Regions from separate parts of the Homo sapiens genome. Here region 1 is linked to region 2. Evidence: read pairs that join two places in POLR2A ChIA-PET (ENCODE). Cell type or tissue: endothelial cell of umbilical vein. All regions are shown on one strand. Links, peaks and the distances in the headings refer to the core of each region. The heading gives the core; the rest is flanking DNA. Region 1 overlaps LOC101929319 (a long non-coding RNA gene). Region 2 overlaps MMADHC-DT (MMADHC divergent transcript).

Evidence for each region. Peaks named below come from ENCODE experiments on the same cell type or tissue, not always from the same donor. Only the 100,000 strongest peaks of a DNase experiment are listed, where the experiment ranks them.
Region 1: POLR2A ChIA-PET joins it to region 2 with 6 read pairs; 2 of 35 experiments call an interaction of 5 or more read pairs at or near these places.

The regions. Positions count from the first base shown.
Region 1 is chr2:151,348,516-151,353,907 of GRCh38, forward strand. All of the region lies in intron 2 of LOC101929319 (a long non-coding RNA gene), which reads right to left. Among named protein-coding and RNA genes, the nearest start is that of TNFAIP6, 6.4 kb to the right of the region's middle. In endothelial cell of umbilical vein, for the core only: no CTCF peak of the experiment used is centred there; a DNase peak (open chromatin) is centred at 2,436; H3K27ac peaks cover 970 bases.
Region 2 is chr2:149,656,305-149,661,696 of GRCh38, forward strand. The region is part of intron 1 of MMADHC-DT (MMADHC divergent transcript); the gene reads left to right. Among named protein-coding and RNA genes, the nearest start is that of MMADHC, 71 kb to the left of the region's middle. In endothelial cell of umbilical vein, for the core only: no CTCF peak of the experiment used is centred there; no DNase peak of the experiment used is centred there.

The sequences.
Region 1 (5,392 bases), core at 233-5,232, 1.7 Mb after region 2:
CTGGACATGTGAAGTCATAGAGACCCTCCTACCCTCCCTCCCTGCCTTTCTTCCTTCTCACTTTCCTTCCTTCAAAAATATTTGTTGAGACTCTACAGCATACCAATGGATTCAGAGGTGAGTGAGGAAATAAGATCTCTGTTTAAATGGACATATATTTTAGTAGAAGACAACAATTAAACAAATGAATGAAAAGATACATGAATACATAAAGTAAGAATATTAGATGGTGATAAATTCAATGCAGAGATCTAAAGTAGAGTGATATTGAGGGAACTTTTTGGGGTAACGGAAATACTCTACATCCTGATTGTGACGGTGACAGTTTCACAACTGAATGTGTTTTTTGGAATTCATAGAATGGTATACCTTGTAAAGGATAACTCTTACTGGACATAAATTATACCTCAAAAAACCTGACATTTAAGAAAATAGGGTCCTAATTAGACAGGTATGGTGGTGCATGCCTGTGGTCTCAGCTACTTGGGAGGCTGAGGCAGGAGGATCATTTGCACCCTGGATGCAGAGCTTGCAGTGAGCCAAGATCATGCCACTGCACTCCAGCTTGGGTGACAGAATGAGACCCTGCCTCAAAAAAAAAAAAGAAATAGGGTCCTAAAATACAAGTGACTGAATGCTACTTTAGATTGGGTAACAAGGTCCTCACCTAGGAGGTAGTAATTAAGCTGAGATTGAATGCAAGAAAGAAGACGAAGGGAAGATTTATCACAAAAAAAGGAAACAGTGATTGCAAAATCCCTATAGTGGGAACAAGCTTGGCATGCTCAAGTTAAGACAGGATGGGTGAGGTTTAAGAAGTAGACAAGACCCAGAGCATGGGAAATGGCGGGCAGCTTGGAAGCCAGGATCAAGTGATTGATGTTGTTTTTGGTGCTACAGGAAAACTTGAGGGGTTTTTAAGCAGGGAAGTTACAAGGTCTGATTTCTGCTTTTAAAACAGCATCCAGGTTGCTTTACAGAGAATGACTTCTAGGTAGCAAAAGAGAAAGGGAGGAGATAAGAAGCTATTATAACAGTCTAAGCAAGAGATGGTGGTGTCATGGACTGGGGTGGTAGCATAGAGATGGAAAGAGGCAGACCAATCAGTGGTATTGTTTAGTTAGGGTAACAAGTAAATCCCAATCCCAGTGGCTTAACCGAGTAGAATTTTGTTTGGTGTTCCTGACTGGTGCAATCCCCTCTACCTGGTCACACAGAAAATGAGGCTTTTTCTGTCTTTTGGTTCCACTCTCCTCAAAGTCTCAAAAGTCCTCATTCAGGCATCAGATCGCAAATGAGCAAACGCCTCACGGGCCTGGACAGAAAGTGTTATACTTCATGTTAACTCACATCCTACTAGCTAGAATCTAGCCACTTGACTGCACAAAATGGCAAAGGGCAGGGAAATAGAGTCTGTGACTGTGCCCAGGAAAAAGAGAACCTTTGTGGTAATCTTCCAACAATCTCTGCTACCATTTTGTCTTTGAAGGTAGAGACCACAGGACATGGAAGTGGATTGGATGAGATTGGTGAGAGAAATCAAGAATGAAACCTAGGATTTCTCTCACTCATGCTTCTTGGTAACAGAGGTGAAAGATCTAGGAGATGTGCTTGATTTCTCTCCTTCCCTTCATCCTACCTGTTGTACTGAAAGAAGGGATGATGAGTGGAAGAAGATGCAAAGATCTTGTCCATAGCAATTGAGCAGGACATCAAGGCAGAAAGGAAGTTGTCTCTAAAGGCAGGCTGTTTCCGATGACACAAATTATTTCTTTGAAGAAGGATGCACTCGGCCTACCTAACTATATCTAATACTTCATGGACAAAGCCACTAGCCCTGGTGGCAGCTACTCTTGCCAGCGTTATCAGTACCAAAGATCCTAAGATCAAACATTTTCCTGGTAGATTTTTCCCTTCACTGTGCCAGAGGATGTGGAATGACAATGGACATAGCATTACATTTAACTAAACCCCTTTCCAAAACTTCCAAGTGAATAATCAAATCAACTTGAGAATATTCCAAATAGGAAAGTGTGAACTCTTTGAGATGATATTTTATTAATCTTTATATCCCTACCTACTATATACAGCATAATGCTCAACATAAACAATGCCCTCAGTAAACATTTGCAAAAAATTAAATATCTATTTAGACGCTAAGATATAGACCTCAAGTACACTGGAGTTATCCAAAAGTTGTCTGGGCACAGTGACTCATGCCTGTAATCTCAGCACTTTCGGAGGCTGAGGCGGGAGGATCACTTGATCCCAGGAATTTAAGACCAGCCTGGCCAACATGGCAAAACTCCATCGTTACAGAAAATACAAAAATGAACCTGGGGAGGTTGAGACTGCCATGAGCCATGATCACACTCCAGCTTGGATGACAGAGTGAGACCATGTCTCAAAAAATTAAAATTAAAATTAAAAAAGTAACCTTCTGTGCCATGTAACCTAGCACAAATCTATGAATTATTACTTGGCTTTCATCCTATAATGACTAATCTGTTTTTCTTTGGAAAGACAATAGTTCCTTTTAACCACATACTTGGTTAAAAACACAATACTCCAGTTTCTTAGGAATTTGTAAAATCCTAATACTCTTGTTCTCACAGTTATTTTATTTTATTTTATTTTATTTTTGAGACAAAATCTCACTCTGTCACTCAGGCTGGAGTGCAGTGACATGATCTCAGCTCACTGTAGCCTCTGCCTACATGATGGAAAGGAAAAGTTTATTTTCAAAAATTATATTACCATCCTAGGCCAGGTGTGGTGGCTCATGCCTGTAATCCCAGCACCTGGGAGGCCGAGGAGGGTGGATCACTTGAGGTCAGGAGTTCAAGACCAGCCTGGCCAACATGGTGAAACCCCGTCTCTACTAAAATTACAAAAATTAGCTGAGTGTGGTGGTGGGCATCTGTAATCCCAGCTACTCCAGAGGCTGAGGCAGGAGAATCCCTTGAACCCAGGAGGCAGAGGGTGCAGTGAGCCGAGATCGTGCCATTGCACTCCAGCCTGGGTGACAAGAGCAAAACTCTGTCTCAAAAAAAAATATATATATTACCATCTTCTTGCTTGCTTTTTTTTTTTTTTAGTTTTTTTATTTTTATTTTTTTAATTCCAGCCTGGGTGACAGAGCAAGACTCAAATAAAAAAAGAAACTCAAATAAAAAAATAAAAATAAATAAGCAAATATTCTTTAACAGTCTCATTGCTGTGTCAATTAGGCCAAGACCTTTAAATATATGTACATATATGTCTCAAAAATAAAATAAAAAATAAATATATGTATATGAATTATAACTTTTCTTATTCATTACACAAATGATGCATGTTCATTACACAAATGATATATATTTATTAGACAAAAATTCATTTAATACAAAAAAAAACAAGAGGAAATTAGAAAGCTCCCAATCATCAAAGCATAACTCCACCATGCAGAGATATTTGGCATTTGTGTGTATATCTTTCTGGACTTTCCCTTTACATATATTTACACATATATTTTTCTTTATTTGTTGTTTTTAATTTTTTTCATTTGTTTTTGAGAGACAGAGACAGAGTCTTGCTGTCTTACTCTGTTGTCTAAGCTGGAGTGCCGTGACGCCATCATAGCTCACTATAGCTCGACATCCCAAGCTCAAGCAATCTTCCTGCCTCAGCCTCTCAAATAGTTAGGCACACACCACCATGCCCAGCTAATTTTTAAATTTTTTTTTTGTAAAGACAGGGTCTCAATATGTTGCCCAGACTGGCCTTGAACTTCTAGGCTCAAGATGTACCTTTTATCACATAGGATCACTCTAAACGTAATGTTTTAGAACCTATCTTGTAAAAATATTTAAAAGGGAAATTTTAAGTGAGCATATTTTAAATTTGTTTTCAAATATATGTGCTTGATTCTTTGCTCCGGGCTTCATAGGTCATAGAAATTTTTCCTGAAAGCCGATGGAAGTAAGACTTACTCTGTAGGCCTCAGTTTAAGGATGAGCCAAAGTTTTAAGGATTTCAGGTTACGAAGGTGTGATGATGTTCACTTATAGTTCCAGCCACTCAGGAGGCTGAGGCAGGAGAATCACTTGAGCACAGAAGTTGGAGGTCAGCCTGGGCAACATAGCAAGACCTCACTTCTCAAATAATAAATGAATAAATAAGGGCAGCATAGCAGTGATTTACAACAGGTAGAATTTGAGCCAGCTGATCTCTTGGTTTCTAACACTGAGTTCGGTGATTCCCTGACTAGTTAGAGAAGACAAGAGGCAAGGAAAGAAGACATGTTTTCAAGACTTAGAGGAACAGGAAGCAGTCTGATTGGAATAAATGCATATGGGGGGGGTACTGGTCAATAAATTTGGAGAGGCAAATCATAGATCGAGGAGCTGTGTGTTATTAGGAGTTTGGGAGGTGGGCAGAGGAAGAATATTAAATCCATTAATCACTGTCTTCTTTTCCTCATTCTTATTTCCTCCTCTTCGTATTTCTCCTTCTTGTCTTAGTTTTTGCATCTGAATGTCCTTAGACTGCTAACCTTTTAAACTTACCCTTTGTTTTAATATCTATATTAGCTCACTTCTTCCTACAAATCAGGATAGATTGTTATGCTAGCAGTAATAAATGACCCCAAAATCTCAATAACGTAAAATAACAAAAGTTTATAGTTCATTCATGTTATATAAAATCCAGGGATCAATTGGAATCAGGGTGAAAGAGCAGCTGTCATCACAAATGTTTCCCGCCATGCCAGAAGGAAAGAGTTCTGGAGCATTAGCAATCAAATTCTCACTCTAAGATGACATACATAATTTTTGCTCACATCTCATTAGCCAAAAATAATCACATGGTTCCACCAAACCACAGAGGGACACACATACAATGCTATCATGTTTGCTGGAAGTTGACAAGCTGGAAATATTTGGTGAAGATTACTAACAACTGTCACACTGCATTAACAACTGGAAGTCCGACATCAATTTTGGATCTCTTTCTGACATCTGTTTACCCATAAACTTGAAAGTGCATTATTCCATTCGGTGTTGTACATAGGCTCATATTCACTGTCTCAAAGCTTTTTGATATACAATAATTAAATAGGCTGGGCATGGTGTCTGATGCCTATAATCCCAGCACTTTGGGAGGCCGAGGTGGGCAGATCACTGGAAGTCAGGAGTTCGAGACCAGCCTGGCCAACATGGAGAAACCCCATCTTTACTAAAAATACAAAATTAGCCGGGCATGGTGGCGCATGCCTGTAATCCCAGCTACTCGGGAGGCTGAGGCAGAACTGCTTGAACCTGGGAGGTGGAGGTTGCAGTGAGCCGAGATTGTGATTGCACTCCAGCCTGGGCAACAAGAGCGAAACTCTGTCTCAAAAAAATAAATAAATAAA
Region 2 (5,392 bases), core at 226-5,225:
AAAAATTTTGCTGCATATGTATTCTGTAATTTTCTTTTTCACTTACCACTGTTTCTTGGGTATTTTTAAAATCAGTATATTATAACCTATTTCATTCCTTTCAACTACATTTTGATTCTTCCATTCTATGGATCTTCCATAGTTTATATTATATTTCAGTAATTATTTGATATAATTACTGAAATTATAATAAATTGTTGAGATTTACCTTTCTGGTTGAAAAGCATAGTCAGGGTTTTGTTCAGGATATTAAATAAAAACCCAAATTTAACTGTACATGATCATCATTGGAAATACTATATTTCTCTCAAAGGAATGGTTACATCTCAATGTGCCTTGGAGAAAGCAATGTTAACAAATCCTCCCTGATCCAAGATTTTCATTTATGATTTTTTTTTTAAATCTTGAAGTTTTATGAACAACTGTGTATTTCATTCGCAGATAGATTTATATATAGCTTTAACAGATTAAAAATAATAGTAAAAAAAAATCCCACCCTACAAAACAGTCTTTTTTTGAGGCAGACTTGTCAGAGCAGGTTGCAACACATAATGAGATGTCATAGACTGGTGAGATATGCAAAGCAGGTTCAAAAAAACTGTCAATACTGCATAGTGACTTTAATACTGAAGATAGTAAATCTGGGGAAAAAGAAATCCATTGGCTGCCATTCTATTTAAATGACTGGAAATATGTAGTTATCAAAGCTCTGATAAATGTTCCCTGTAGGTCAAGTTCTTTCTTTTAAAAAAAGGACTACGGTTTTATAGAATCGTTTTGGAAACTGAATGCACTTTGCTACCCGAGCCCTACTCAAAGCACTTGCTGTCAATCAGTGGAAAAGATTTGGCCACCACCTTTGTGTTAAACATAAATGTAGTCGAAATGTTTAATGGATTAAAACGGTGCTGTTTAATTTGAAATGGAATTTCCCACCATCCTAGCTTAGGTAGTTAGGATTCTGTAAGTTTGCTTTTCATTCCAGCCTGGTTTATAGACACAATAAAGAAGAGGCAAGCAATGGGTTTAGAATGCAAGTGTGTCAAATTGAGGAGACAGGCCTCCTTTTGGTAGAAGGAGAGGGGGAAAATCACCCCATTAACTGCAACTTGTTAAAATTTACCAAGTCTCTATAGTTTATTAGCCCTTTTTTCCCTCTTCACACCAACAGAGTAGGTAAAAGATAAGCAGCAACAAGGAGAGACATTATATGCAGAGGTGAACACTGATATGACAGAGTCTTCTCTTAATAACAAACAGTGTTAGCTCTCTAGGAGGTAGACAGTATGAAGTGCAACAGAAACTGTAATTATGCTCTCAGCAGGGAACCTATATTTAGAGTGACAGTAAGAGTGTCTCTAAAAACCTTCTAGGTTAAGGCTGCTAGTCTTAATTACATGTATTAGGAGTTTGTGTCTTTACTTTTTCCCTTTTAAAATTCAAAGAAGAAACCTAATTACAACTTGGACCCTAGTAAATTGGGCCACATTTAAACAATGAACATTTGGCAATCTCATCATGCATCATGACGCATCTGACTGGTACAGCTGCTATGGAAGCCAAACTGGCTCCCCCAAATAATTTGTTTTTGCTGCCTCCATGACAGAGGAACAACAAACAAATGCTAAACAAGGGAAATAATGAAATTATGCTTTTTTTCAGTCAATGACACCCAAACCTTCTGGAGGTGGGGATCATTCCTTGGGTAGACTCTTACATACAGAATTACAGGTTGTTCATATGTTGTTAACATGTATTTCAGCTAGATGATGGTTGAATAAATCTTCTTGGTTTGATTTTTGCTGCTATTTTGGTCCTAGATGTAACAATAGCTTACAACTGCTTCTAGTTGACATTAATGGAAGTGTATGAAGCCCAAAATTTTAGGTTTTGCCTGGAGTGCAGCAGAATGTGTTATAGCTGAACAACATGTTTCAGAGTTATAAGGACCAGTCCTGGGCATTCATTATAAAGATGGCTCCTGAACATGGAGCTGACTACATTTGACTTTTCCATGTATGTCTTAACCTTCACTTGGTATATTCCATACTAGCTTCTTATGCTTGTGTACAATGTGCACTGGACTTCAAGAAGGAAGAGCTCAACCATTCTGTTAGGCTTAGATTATAATAATATGGATAAGTGTATGAATAAGGGGGATTATGATGCCCTCTTAGTGGGGTCAGTTATCATTAAGGTGACACTTTGTAATTTTGCTAAGCACTCAACAAATATGTTCATTACTAATTTCTCATTGCACATATGTAGATTAAAAAAGCTGAGTATTACAAAGTTGTGGGATAAACTGAAAAAAATTAATTTGTTGAGTTTTAATAGGCAAAAGTTATGCTGATATGACTGAGCTAATGAATCAAGCTGTATAAAAGTGAATTTAATTTATTTTGATACTATTCTTTTCTATGGCTCTATTTCTGGAAGTTTGATGGGTTCTATGACTCATGTGATTTTAAGATAGTCTGCACAAAATTATGATGACTAAAACATTTTCTTCTCTTTGGAATTTATATATAGCTAAATTGAATTTCTATTATTTGCTTTCAAATAACTATCAAAGTAAAATAATAGTAGTTCTGAAAGGATTTAAATAAATGCTGAAAATTTGGAAACCATTTGCATATTTATTGGTGCCCCCATTGAAGTTTTATCTTGGGTAGCCCAACTTTCAATTTTACTGAAATACTAATTTAGTCTTCATTATTGTTGGCTTGAGGAAAGTAATCACTGGTTCTAAAGTTAATAATAGTTTTATAGTAGAGTCTTGTGGAATTTTACAGTGATAGTGATCTGTAGTCTAAATAATAGCATTTTTTCTAATTAAGCAGCAATTGAACAAACATTAAAAATCAAGGATGAACTATTCATTTATTTTGATATGTTTAGTTCAGTTTAGATTATACTTCATAGAGAAATAACACTTTATTTCTCTGTTGAATAATTTATAAAAGTAATGAGTAACATGAATCACTGGGACAGTTTTCTATATTTCATCAAAATTGTTAGTTAAAAAATGGAGCAAGGTTTACACAGGCCACTTGAAACATTATTGGATGTTACTAAGAATAAGCATTAGGTAGTGAGCACAATAATCTTTCATATAATCCGTCCCTAAAGTGTGATCAGTTCAAGCAAGAAGTTAGTGAATATTATTATTAAAAGATGACCAGTTGCCATAATAGTAGAAATGGTGTCAAAAATACAAGACAACAGGGTCCCATTGAATTAAGAATGACTTTTAAAAACATCACCAAAAATAGATTCTTTGAGCATATTTTAGCCACATAAAGTAGTAATTATCTTAAATGTTCCAAAATTGAGCCATGTAATATTGAAAGTGAACCCACAGATCTTTATAGCAGCTCTTCCCCTTTTTATAGAAAGCAAAATAGTAGAAAAGATAATCACTGGAAAACCTAAATAAATAATTTTCATAGTAGTATCAAGGAGGTCTTAGAACTGACATTCAATGCATATGTTTCCCACTCCCTATGTATGTCCATTATTGAAGATGGTGAATGACTAGCCTTTCTATGGAATCTGAAAATATGTTACCATATGCTTCCACGCCAAAGGAAAACCTGAATGACCATCTCATCAATTTCACACCCTACAAGGAGATTCACGTAAGTTAGTTAATACCAGTGAGATAGTACCCAATTTTAAATTTTCTCTAGCAAAGCTCTGCCTTCTGTAACCCCACTTTGAATGGGTTTAGCTAATCTCACAGTCTGGAAAATCTTCATAAATAACATCCATTTAAGTCAGACCCATTTTTTGGTTCTGTCCTCCACAGAAATAAATGACAATTGATTTAAGCATGTTCACCTGTGATTCTTGGCTTTCTTTTGACCATTTCAACATCTATATTCATTTAGGAGATTTTGTTTTACTCCCTCTGTTTTTTCCTTTCCCTTTCTATCAAAAGCATTAAATGTCATTCTGGCCTTTTATTTTTCTTTAAGTTAAACTCATTAATCTTAGGTGAGATTTGAGAATATTAGGATATTAGGAAAGTGTTTGAGATAAAGTGAGTGTTTGAGATGAATTTAGACCTTCTATGATGTTTCACTGTTTCACACTTGAGCTTGGAAATGATTCTTTTATGTGTAGTAATACTTTGAATTCTTAAAAGTTGTCAGTTATACCTTATAATTTACCAATTTCTTAGTCATATACATTTGTTCTTTCCCAATATTTTCCACAACTGCGTAATACTACAGCTGACCCTTGAACAACTCTAGGGACACCAACCCCAGTGCAGTGGAAAATCCATGCATAACTTTTGACTCTCCAAGAACATTAACTACTAATAGACTGCTGTTGAATGGAAGCCTTACCAATAACATAAGCAGTTAATTAACACATAGTTTATATGTTATATGTATTACATACTGTAGTCTTATAATAGCATAAGAAGGAGAGAAGAAAATGTTAAGAAAATCATAAGGAAGAGAAAATATATTTGCTATTTATTAAGTGGAAGTAGATCATCATAAAGGTCTTCATCCTTGTTATCTTCATGTTGAGTAGGCTGAGGAGGAGGAAGAAAAGGGGCTGGTCTCGCTGTCTCAGGGGTGCAGAGCCAGAATAAAATCTATATGTAAGTAAATCTGTGCCATTTAAACCCATGTTGTTCAAGAGTCAACTGGTCTACATATTATAATTGGAATATATATATTATTAATATGAATAAAAATAGAGTGATATTTATCTCTAAAGACCTGTCGGACTAAATGTATTTGTAGATTCATTGATTCAAGTGATAAATGTAAGAATAGTGATCTTTAATATATAAGAAAATTATATTTGACAGCAGTAAATACTCAGCATAATGTTATTTCATTTATTTATTTTTACTCAGTTTTAGAATCTAAATGACACCAAAAAATTTATTCTTAAAATGTTGTAATTAATCTAGTTGAGGAAAAATTTTTTTGATGTCAAATAAGGAAGTCAAACTTTTAAAAATGATTGTTGTTATACTGTGTTTCACAATTAATATAATTTTTTTTAGCATAACAGAAGTTTAACACTAGCATAAAATGGAGTTGTTTAGACTGGTACTTTGGTTTAGAATGGTAGGTAATACAGTGCTGTTCTCATTTTACTATAAGAAAGGGTACCTAATGTTTTATCTGTGACCCCTGATACCATTGCTTTAAAAAGATTCAGTCCATTTAATTTGTTAATTTGTTGAAGACCAGGTCATAGCTGCTCATTCATTTGAGTCTTACCATGTATCTCAAGTGATCAATTCAATTTGCATGGAAAAGACAAAGGGCAGAGAAGGGTTGTGAAAATTCCCACGAAAGAAGACTGGTGAAGCCAGAATTATAATTTATCCTGATTTAGCTCAGTCTCTTTCAGTATGGGA